Linked DNA regions of Homo sapiens: region 1 is linked to region 2. A link is an interaction called in ENCODE POLR2A ChIA-PET data of the cell type or tissue named here. Cell type or tissue: B cell. All regions are shown on one strand. Each heading gives the region's core, and the rest is flanking DNA. Links, peaks and the distances in the headings are about the cores only.

The links. ChIA-PET counts read pairs that join two places held together with the same protein. Peaks named below come from ENCODE experiments on the same cell type or tissue, not always from the same donor. Only the 100,000 strongest peaks of a DNase experiment are listed, where the experiment ranks them.
Region 1: POLR2A ChIA-PET joins it to region 2 with 5 read pairs; 2 of 35 experiments call an interaction of 5 or more read pairs at or near these places.

What each region holds. Positions count from the first base shown.
Region 1 is chr6:37,032,803-37,038,177 of GRCh38, forward strand. No RefSeq gene overlaps it. Among named protein-coding and RNA genes, the nearest start is that of FGD2, 30 kb to the left of the region's middle. In B cell, for the core only: no CTCF peak of the experiment used is centred there; no DNase peak of the experiment used is centred there; H3K27ac peaks cover 1,197 bases.
Region 2 is chr6:36,952,715-36,958,089 of GRCh38, forward strand. It overlaps PI16 (peptidase inhibitor 16), which reads left to right and starts at 2,024. Exons shown (of 7, transcript NM_153370.3): 1 at 2,024-2,217. The coding sequence starts at 2,047. In B cell, for the core only: no CTCF peak of the experiment used is centred there; DNase peaks (open chromatin) are centred at 1,699 and 2,617; H3K4me3 peaks cover 1,743 bases; H3K27ac peaks cover 334 bases.

The DNA of each region.
Region 1 (5,375 bases), core at 68-5,067, 80 kb after region 2:
TTTCACCGTGGTCTCGATCTCCTGACCTCGTAATCCACACGCCTCGGCCTCCCGAAGTGCTGGGATTACAGGCGTGAGCCACCGCACCCGGCTTCTATTTTATGTTTCTTAGATTAGTGTCCTGTCTCCATTTTTGGAGGGCAGAGAGTTGGTCTTTTGTTCACTGCTGTTTCCCAGTGCCTGGCCCACAGCCAGTCCTCAATAAAAATCTGGGGACTGGCTGGGAGTGGTGGCTCACAACTGTAATCCCAGCACTTTGGGAGGCTGAGGCGGGCAGATCACATGAGATCAGGAGTTTGAGACCATCCTGGGCAACATGGTGAAACCCTGTCACTACCAGAAAATACAAAAATTAGCTGGACATGGTGGCACACGCCTGTAGTACCAGCTACTTGGGAGGCTGAGGCAGGAGAATCGCTTGAACCTGGGAGGCGGAGGTTGCAGTGAGCCGAGATGGCACCACTGCACTCCAGCCTCAGTGACAGAGTGAGACTCTGTCTCAAACAAAACAAAACAAAAGATCTGGGGACTGACAGAATGAATTGTGTGACTCAGACACGACAAGGCCATCACCTCGTACTTACTAATCATCGCCACCACTATGTCCATGAGGTCATGGGACTTTCACATCTTTCCACTTCCCCAGCATGACGCTCTGTTATTCGTCTCTGTATCCCAGGGCTTAGCATGTAGCAAGTGCTTGAAAAATACCCTCTGGCCTGGATTCACGCCAGCTCTGCCCACCCTCCAACACAGTACATTTTCATTTTCTTCCTTGAGGTGACTGGAGGTCAAAGAGGTAAAATGATGTGTCCAAGGCACGTAGCATTCCTGTGCACTCTCTCAGGGACCGGGACGCAGGTCTCCAACCTCTGACAGTGACCCCACACCTTTGTCCTCACCTTACTGCCTGTCCCGCCCTCATGGCTTGATACCAGGACCTGCTTCTTTTTGAAGATGGCCACAATGAGAGTATTTCCACCATGGAAATTGGCAAACATGAAAATTGGCATGTCAGCCCCTCTGACCTGTCATCCCCCAACAAAGAGCTAGTTGTTCCATTTTTACCAGCACCTCACTGGACAGGGAGCCTGGCATTCTGGGGAGACTGAGGGAAGCCATCTTAGCTCACATAGCCCTGTCTCGATCTTACAACCAGACCACAAGCCCCTCGAGGGTGGCCAAGATGCCTTATCCATCTCTTTTCCCCACTCCTGTCCTCACTCTCTGTCCTGGGCTTGCTGCCAGCTAGATTTGGGCCTAGGGAAACACTGAGCTTCTTCAGGTTGAAGGCCAAGGTAGGGGTGAGGGCATCTTCCTACTGGTACTGCTGGCCTGCCCTGGCCTCTGCCTGGCCACCGTATTCCTGTTCTTACTGCCTGGGGGAGCTGAGCACTGACATGCTAGAGCCATTTCCACCTCTGAACTGTTCTTCTCACCCTCTTCTCTCTATGATTCTCAGATTTCTCATCTTTGCCATTATCATGTCTCACTTTCTTTTTTTCTAGGAATAAAAACAAAAGTTAATTTTTGATGAGCACTTACCATGTGCTTTCTTTTTATTGGCTCATGTAATCCTTATACCAGCTCCATTGTACAGAATGAGAACAGAGAGGCACAGAGAGGTTCAGCAACTTGCCCAAAATCACACAGCTGGTAAATAGGGAAGCCAGAGCTCAGTCTAGATGATCCGAGACCTCTCTGGAAAGCAGCAGTGAGCACATCAGACTTAGAATTGTAAAACATGGGTTTGAATACAGGCTCTGTCACCTCCTGTGACTTTGCTGTCTAGGTCTCAGCTTCCTTCCTCATTCACAAGGTGGGACGATGAACATGCACCCCATCCATTCATAGGGTCATTTCAAAGTCAAATTATGTAACAGGCGTAAAAGGATATTGAAAATGGGAAAGTGGGCTGGACGCGGTGGCTCATGCCTGTAATCTCAGCACTTTGGGAGGCTGAGGCAGGCAGATCACTTGAGGCCAGAAATTTGAGACCAGCCCGGCTAACATGGCGAAACCCCTTCTCTACTAAATATACAAAAATTAGCCAGGCTGGTGCATGCCTGTAATCCCAGCTATTTAGAAGTCTGAGGCAGGAGAATCACTTGAACTGGGGAGGCAGAGTTTGCAGTGAGCCAAGTTCATGCCACTGCACTCCAGCCTGGGCGACAGAGCAAGACTCCATCTCAAAAATTAAAAAAAAAAAAAAAAAGAAAAAGAAAAGAAAAGAAAAAAAGAAAGAAAGAAAGAAAAGAAAATGGTAAAGTGCTCAGCAAATGAGTGGATTATTAGTATATGGTTCTGTTTTCCAATTTTGATTTCCTCTCTTGCCTCTCAGAAGAATTCTTTGTCTGCTTCTGTTGTACCAGCATGCACAGTGCCCAGCAAGCTCCCAGATGCAGAGGCGATCAGGCAGTGTTGACTTCTCTTCCTGTGTTCTCTGCTGGGCTCTAATTTCTCTGATTTTTTTTTTTTTTTTTTTTTGAGATCGAGTCTCGCTCTGTCGCCCAGGCTGGAGTGCAATGGCACAGTCTCGGCTCACTGCAACCTCTGCCTCCCAGGTTCAAGTGATTCTTCCACCTCAGACTCCCAAGTAGCTGGAATTACAGGCGCATGCCACCACGCCCAGCTAATTTTTTTATTTTTGTAGAGACGGGGGTCTCACCATGTTGGCCAGGCTGGTCTCGAACTCCTGACCTCAGGTGATCCTCCCGCCTTGGCCTCCCAAAGTGCTGGGATTACAAGCGTGAGCCACCGTGCCCGGCTCTAATTTCTCATGTCTTTCAAGGAGACTCAATTCACCTCTCCTTTTCTCTTTCCATCATCAAGCCCAGACTCAGAGAGTGGGTGGGTTCACCCCAGCAGGCTCCTAGTGCTCAGACCAACACCAGTACTGCCACTCCTTGAATGGAGTCAGTACATGAATACATCTTAGACGTTTTAATGAAAGCCAGTTGGAAGTTATGCTTCACTTTCTAGAAACAGGCTTGAGTAAACTTTTTAGAAACATATTTATTTTTGTGGAGCAAGGCAATATATCCTGGTCTGACTTTATTTTTAAAATTATTTTGGGGGGTGGGGGTAAGGGGAGGGAGAGCATTAGGACAAATAGCTAATGCATACAGGGCTTAAAACCTAGATGACGGGTTGATAAGTGCAGCAAACCACCATGGCACATGCATACCTATGTAACAAACCTGCACACTCTGCATATGTATCCCGGAACTTAAAGTAAAATAAATAAACACATAAATACATAAAATTATTTTTAATATACAATAATCCCTTGCTATCCATGGGAGATTGGTTCTGGGAACCGTCCCCCCTCCACCGCAGATACCAAAATCTTCAGATGCTCAAGTCCCTGATATAAAATGGTACCATATTTGCATGTAACCTATGCCCATCCTTCCACATACTTTAAATCGGGGGGGGGTCCCCAAACCCCAGACCGTGGACCAGTACCAGCCTATACCTGTCAGGAACAGAGCCACACAGCAGGAGGCAGGCATCTGGCAAGCTAGCATGACCGTATGAGCTCCCCCTCCTGTCAGATCAGCAGCGGCATTAGATTCTCAGAGGCGCGCAAACCGTATTGCAAACTGAGCATTCGAGGGGTCTAGGCTGCGCGCTCTTTATGAGACTATAACGCCTGATGATCTGAGGTGGAACAGTTTTATGCCCCGGTCAATGGAAAAATTGTCTTCCACAAAACCAGTCCCTGGTGTCAAAAAGTTTGGAGATTGCTGCTTTAAATCATCTCTAGATTATTTATAATGTCTAATATACTGTAAAAAATATGTAAATAGGCTGGGCATGGTGGCTTACACCTGTAATCCTAGCATTTTGGGAGGCCGAGGTGGGCGGACCACCTGAGGTCAGGAGTTTGAGACCAGCCTGGCCAACATGGCGAAACCCCGTCTCTACTAAAAATACAAAAATTAGCTCGGTGTGGTGGTGCGCTCCTGTAATCCCAGCTACTGGGGAAGCTGAGGCAGGAGAATGGCTTGAACCCAAGAGGGGGAGGTTGCAGTGAGCCAAGATCACGCCATTGCACTCCAGGCTGGGTGACAGAGCAAGACTCCATCTCAAAAAAAAAAAAAAAAAAAAATAGCCGGGTGTGGTGGCAGGCACCTACCTGTAATCACAGCTACTCAAGAGGCTGAGGTAGGAGAATCACTTGAACCCAGGAGGCAGAAGTTGCAGTGAGCCAAGATCATGCCATTGCACTCCAGCCTGGGTGACAATAGTGAGACTGTCTCAAAAAAAAAAAAAAGTATATGTATACGTAAATAGTTGTTAGGCTATATTGTTTAGAGAACAATGATTTTTTTTTTTGAGACAGGGTCTCACACCATCACCCAGGTTGAAGTGCAGTGGCCTAATCTCGGCTCACTGCAGTCTCCATCTCCCAGGCTCAAGTAATCCTCCCACCTCGGTCTCCTGAGTAGCTGGGACTACAGGCACATGCCACCACATTCAGCTAATTTTTTTGTATTTTTGGTAGAGATGGGGTTTTGCCATGTTCCTCAGGCTGGAAGAATAATGATTCTTTTTAAAGTCTATATGTATTCAGTACAGATGCAAACACCCATTTTAAAAAATATTTTTGATTCATGGTTGGTTAAATCTGTGGATATGGAACCCACAGATATGGAGGGCTGACTGTATTTTATCATGTCATTAGAATACATCACTTTTTTTGAAGCATAATTTAAAATAAAGTGCATAGAACTTAAGTGTATGGATTGATGACTTTTCATGTGTGTTCACCCACGTAACCATCAAGATCCAGAATGAAGGCTCAGAAGACGTCCAGGGCCCCGGAGGGCTCCCTTGTGCCCCCTCCCAGTCAGTACCCACCCCGCAGTAGTGATTTAATTTTGGATAGGCAATACATTCACATGGTACAATTCAAAAAGTACAAAAGGTAAACTAGAAAATCTCCCTCCCATCCTGCTGCCAGAGACCCATTTTTTGGAGGGGTGGAGGAGAGACAGGGTCTTGCTCTGTCACCCAAGCTGGAGTGCAGTGACACAATCACGGCTCACTACAGCCTTAACCTCCCCGGCTCAAGTGATCCTCCCACCTCAACCTCCTGAATAGCTGGGACTACAGGCGCACTCAGCTGTACCTGGCTAATTGTTTGTATTTTTTGTAGATACAGAGTCTCACCATGTTGTCCAGGCTAGTCTCGAACTCCTGGGCTCAACCCATCTGCTCAGCTCAGCCTCCCAAAGTGTTGAGATTACAGGTGTGAGCCACTGCGTCCAGCCTCAGACACGCATTTTTTCTCCCATGAGAAAATATTACTGGTTTCTTGCAGACGCTTCCAAAGAAAGGAGATACACACACTTTATATATTATATCAT
Region 2 (5,375 bases), core at 162-5,161:
ATTAAAATCAGAAACTGTAAGACTTCCAATTTTGTTCTTTTTCAAGATTGTTTTGACTATTTGGGGTCCTTTGAGATTCCATATAAATTTTAGGATGGATTTTTCTGTTTCTATAAAAATATTATGATTTGCATTTCAATAGGGATTGCATTGAATCTGTAGATTGCTTCAGGCAACATTGACACCTTAGCAATATCAAGTCTTCTAATCCATGAATATAGGATGACTTTCCATTTATTTGTGTCTTCTTTCACTTTGTTTGTCAACACTTGTGATTTTCAGCGTACAAGTCTTTTGCTTCCTTGGTTAAGTTTATTGCTAAGGGCCAGGCGCAGTGGCTCACACCTGTAATCCCAGCACTTTGGGAGACCGAGGCGGGCGGATCACGAGGTCAAGAGATCAAGACCATTTGGCCAACATGGTGAAACCCCATCTCTACTAAAAATACAAAAATTTGCCGGGCATGGTAGCAGCTATGGTGGGCAGCATGGTGGGCAAGTAGTCCCAGCTACTTGGGAGGCTGAGGCAGGAGAATCACTTGAACCCAGGAGGCAGAGGTTGCAGTGAGCCAAGATCATGCCACTGCACTCCAGCCTGGGTGACAGAGCGAGACTCCATCTCAAAAAAAAAAAAAAAGTTTATTGGTAAGAATTTTATTCTTTTTATTCTTTTTCATTGCTTTTATAAATGAAATTGTTTTCTTAATTTCCTTTTTGGATTTTTCATTATTAGTGTATAGAAACAACTAATTTCTATGTGTTAATTTTGTATCCTGCAACTTTGCTGACTTTATTAATTCTAATAAGTGTGTGTGTGTGTGTATGTGTGTGTAATCCATCTTGGTTTTGTTTTTATTTTTACTTGGAGACTCAGGCAGGGACAGGTTTTCTTGTCATCTTCCAAAGCCTGTGGGTAGACTTTTTCTAGGTCCCTATTCATTGAAGAAGCAGGCTTCAAGGATCCCAGCTGTCCTCAAGAGTACTGGTTCCAGCTTCCTGCTTCATGAACCGGTCATGGCCCCTGCAAGGTCAAGGTCATTATAATGCCAGCACCTGACTGCTAAGGCTATTTCCCTTCCAATACCTTCCCCTCAGAGCTCCTGGTGCATCAGCTCATTCAACCTTCTGCTTTTCTGCTCTCTCTTGATTTAAGAAACAGACACATTATATTTCTACATAGTTAGAGCACAGGGGTCCCAGCATCCCACTTCCAAATGAGCATGTCAAGCACATGCATTCAGAGAGGATACCTGGAAGCCAAAATTTTGCCATAGTGAAAGGCCTTATTCCTGAATACAGCTAGAGTGGGGAAGACCTTGGCCTCTCCCCCCGCAGGCAAGAATGTTGCCTCCACAGGGGGCTGGTAGCCTGCTAAGGCCCAGGCCACATGAGTGGGTTGTCTACTGTTACTGAGGGCCTACTATGTGCCAGACACCATACTAGGTGCTTTACATACATTATATGTCATTGAATCTTCCCTCTAGTCCTGTGAGATAGGTACTATTATTGTCACTGATTCACTTGAGAAAGCTGCCAAAACACAGATAGCAAGGGGCAGAACCAGGATTCTGATTTAGGTTGGCTCAGCCTTTTATCAAATACATCTGGTCTTCCTCTGTCCTTTCAAAAGCCTATAGCTTCCTCATCTTGCCCACTCCTCTGTGGGTAGGGTCTGTGGTTTCCTTTCTCTTATCTATCTTCAACACACAGTGGGTGTGACCTGGGTGCAACCAGTCACAGCTCTGCAGAGGTTACTGTGATTTTGCCCCTGAAGGATCTGTCCACAACTTAGGAACTCACACAGCTTTTGGCCTGAGCCCCCGTTACCAAGAGAAAGGAGGTTTTTGCCAAGGACTCCAAGGGGAGTGCACTTGATGCTGGTCGGGACCCAAAGCGCCCAGCCCTCCCTGAGACATTGTGTGAGTCGGGCTGGGCCTCAAACACGGCCCCCACTGCCCCACCCCAGCCAGGGTGGTGCTTGTGTGGGAAGGACTTTAAATCCAGCTGCCAGACCCCTGGACGGGAGAAGGAGAGACGGCTGGCCACCATGCACGGCTCCTGCAGTTTCCTGATGCTTCTGCTGCCGCTACTGCTACTGCTGGTGGCCACCACAGGCCCCGTTGGAGCCCTCACAGATGAGGAGAAACGTTTGATGGTGGAGCTGCACAACCTCTACCGGGCCCAGGTATCCCCGACGGCCTCAGACATGCTGCACATGGTAAGTGTGGCCACGGCCCTTGCTGGCTGGGATGGAAGGGGTGCTGGCCAGGGTCTGTCACCAGGCTCTCTTACCCTGCTCCTCATGCTGAAGCTATTTCAGAATTCCTCTCCTTTTTCTGGTCAGTGACAGAGTCCCCGAGTCCCTGACATGGTATTACATTACTTTAAATGGCAAAAACCACAATTACTTTTGCACCCGCCTAATAAAATTCACAGGCCCCTATAAGCAGCCTCATAATACAGATAAGGAAAGTGAGGCTCAGAGGGATTTGTTGGGGTCACACAGCTGGTAGAGCCAGACCCAAAGCCCTGGCTTCCCACTCCAATGAGCTTTCCCCAGCACTTCCTCAAATGCATGTGCCCTCAGTGGGGGAACCCGGGAAGTTCTTAACACCTTTGTGAAAACGGTCTTTCACATGCCTGCCAAGGAGAGGACAAGAGGAAGCAGGGCAGCAGGATGGGCGTGGGCACGTGGAGTAGGAGGCAGGTGCTAAGGAGGTGGGTGACAGCAGGATCCAGAAGCAGAGAGGGCTCTGGATCACACAGTCCAAATTCTGTCTCGGTCACCTACAAGACCTATGATTCGAGGCAAGTCCTGTAACCTTGCCGATCCCGTGTCTCATCTGTAAAAGGCGGTCAGAATTAGAGCTACGTATATACCAGTGTGGATTGAATCTCACAGATATCATACTGAATGGGGGAGGAAATAAAATCTCTAAAAAATACACAGTAGGATCTCTTTACATGAAGTCTGAAAACATGTAAAAATACTATTTATGTCCTGGTGAAACACGCAGATGTAGTAAACATTACATGTACATGCACACAGGAGACAGAAGCCAGATTTAGGGTTGGTTACTTCTGTCAGGAAGAGCTATTTATGGTAGGGTGAGAGGCGGGCTGTCTATATGCAGAATTAAAGGAGATAAAGTGAGAAATTCACCCACTTCCTGCCCTCCCTGAGGGCTGAACTAGCTTGTCCCCTCCAGCCACCCTCAGGTGACTGGGGAGGTTGCTGGGCAGTGTTCAGGGACCCCTGGAGCTGGTGCCTGAGAGAACAGATGCACCTTGGGGAACATAACAGTGAGCCTGGGGCCCCAAACCTAAGTTCTAACCTCAGCCTAATGTGATCTGGCTGAAGTAACTCTGGGTGGACCCCTTTCCCTTCAAAGGCCTCTGTTTCCAGATGGAAACATGGGGCTGGCGATCCCTGCCCTGGGCGTCAGACAGGATGACACGTAAGAAAGATCTAGGAAGAGCTCTGCACACACCCAGCACTGCCGTTCACAGCTGTGCCAGCCTGCACATCGAGGAAAGGTGGACAACAAACCAGGCGTCACAGATGCAGCTCTGCCAACAGCTCCCTGATTGAGGCCTGTGACTCATTGTTGGACTTCAGTTTCCCCACCTGTAGATCCCTGATGCCCTACAGTCTTGCTGGCTGAGACTGGGGGCCACACAGGCTGGGAGCTGCTTCTCAGACAGAGGTGCGCCTTGGAGTGGGGCAACATTCTGGGAGGCAGTTGGGATACTGAGGGGATATGCTGCTGCCTAATGGGGAGTGACATGAGGAGGAGGAGATGAGGCTGGGGCTGGGATGCCAGGAAACATTCAGGACAAGACTCAGGTTCAACCTCAGCAGTGGTGAGGGCAGGGACTCTGCAGCCAAATGGCCTGGGTTCAAATCTTAGCTTTGTTACTTATTAGCTTTGTGACCTTGGCCAAATTAAACTCTCTGTGCCTCAGTCTCCTCATCTGTAAAATGGGGATGATAACAGTGGGATAATTCCCTTGTAGCTACAGTGGTTGTAGGGTTAAGTGAGTGAATATGTGTAAAGCACTCAGAAGAATGCCTGGCACACAGTAAGTGCTCAGTAAGTGTCTGATTAACACAAAAGAGGGAATGGATCCAGGGTGAGGCAGGTGGGGGTTATCATGAACTCTTCCTTCTCTCTCAGCCTCCAGAGCTAATCAGCACCAGTTTTGCCACCCCGAAGGTTCAATTGTCCTTGAAATCTAACCCTTACCCCTACCCCCTTCTCTTTTCAGCACAATCCTGGTTCAGGTTTCTTTCATTCTTCCACACAAGGACTCCTAGGATAGCCTCTACCTGTTCCCCAGCTTCTGGCCTCTGCTGTCAGAATGAATAATCCAACACATGGGCCTGACCCTGCTCAAAATCCTTCAGTGGCTCCCATGGCTCCCTACTGCTTCAGGTTAAAGCTCCAGCTCCTGACTGAGAAGGTTCTGTGTGTTCTGGCCCCTGCCTATCTCTCCATCCTCCTCTCCCGCTTGCCCTTTATTCTTCTGTCACCTGAACAGCTTGTCTTTTCCCAGCCAAAATGTTTCCCAGCTTCATGCCTTTGCTGATGTGTACCTTCTGATTAGGATGCCTCTCCCCTCCAGCTGACTAATGCCTCATCTTTTAACACTTAGCTTGGTGTCTCCCTCTCCACCTTTGGCTGGGCTAGATGGCCCTCTTTGGTGCCTCTATAGTACTTGTGGCACATCTGTCATTTACCATGTGGTGGCCCAAATGACTTTTATGTCAATGGAAATTTGGGCTTCTTGGTTCCTGCTGTTGTCCCAGGGCTGACACAATGCCCAGGACTGTTGAATGAATGAATGAATGGACTTGCTTCTAGATGGTGACCATGTGGCCAATGTGGGTGGGTGCTGAGAGTCTTACAAACTCCACAGGGGGCTCTGGATGACTGACTGAGAATCCTTAAGACCAAAGCAATGATGCTAATGGTGGGGCTCCAGATATCTAGTCAGAATGGAAATTACAGCCAGGCTCTGTAGGGGTAGACTGCTTTAAGAAGGGCCCTGTCTCAGTCATCAATAGTTGACAAGTATCTGTTGAGCACCTACTATGTGCCAGCACTGCGCCAGACACTGGGGATCCATCCATGCCCTACCGTGATGGCACTTACAGTCCAGCCCGGCACCTCGCAGGTGATCTCAGACACCCTGACCCTGGCCCCCAGCGCCCTGCCCCTTTCCCACTCCCAGTCTCCCACTGTTGCCAGAGTTGAGAGAATCTCAGGGGCCAGTGATTTGGGACAAAAATGTCCAGAGAGGGAAAGATACTCACCCAAGGTCACAGCTGTGGAGCTATCCCAGCCAGGTGCACCCATCCCCATGCCAGGCAGC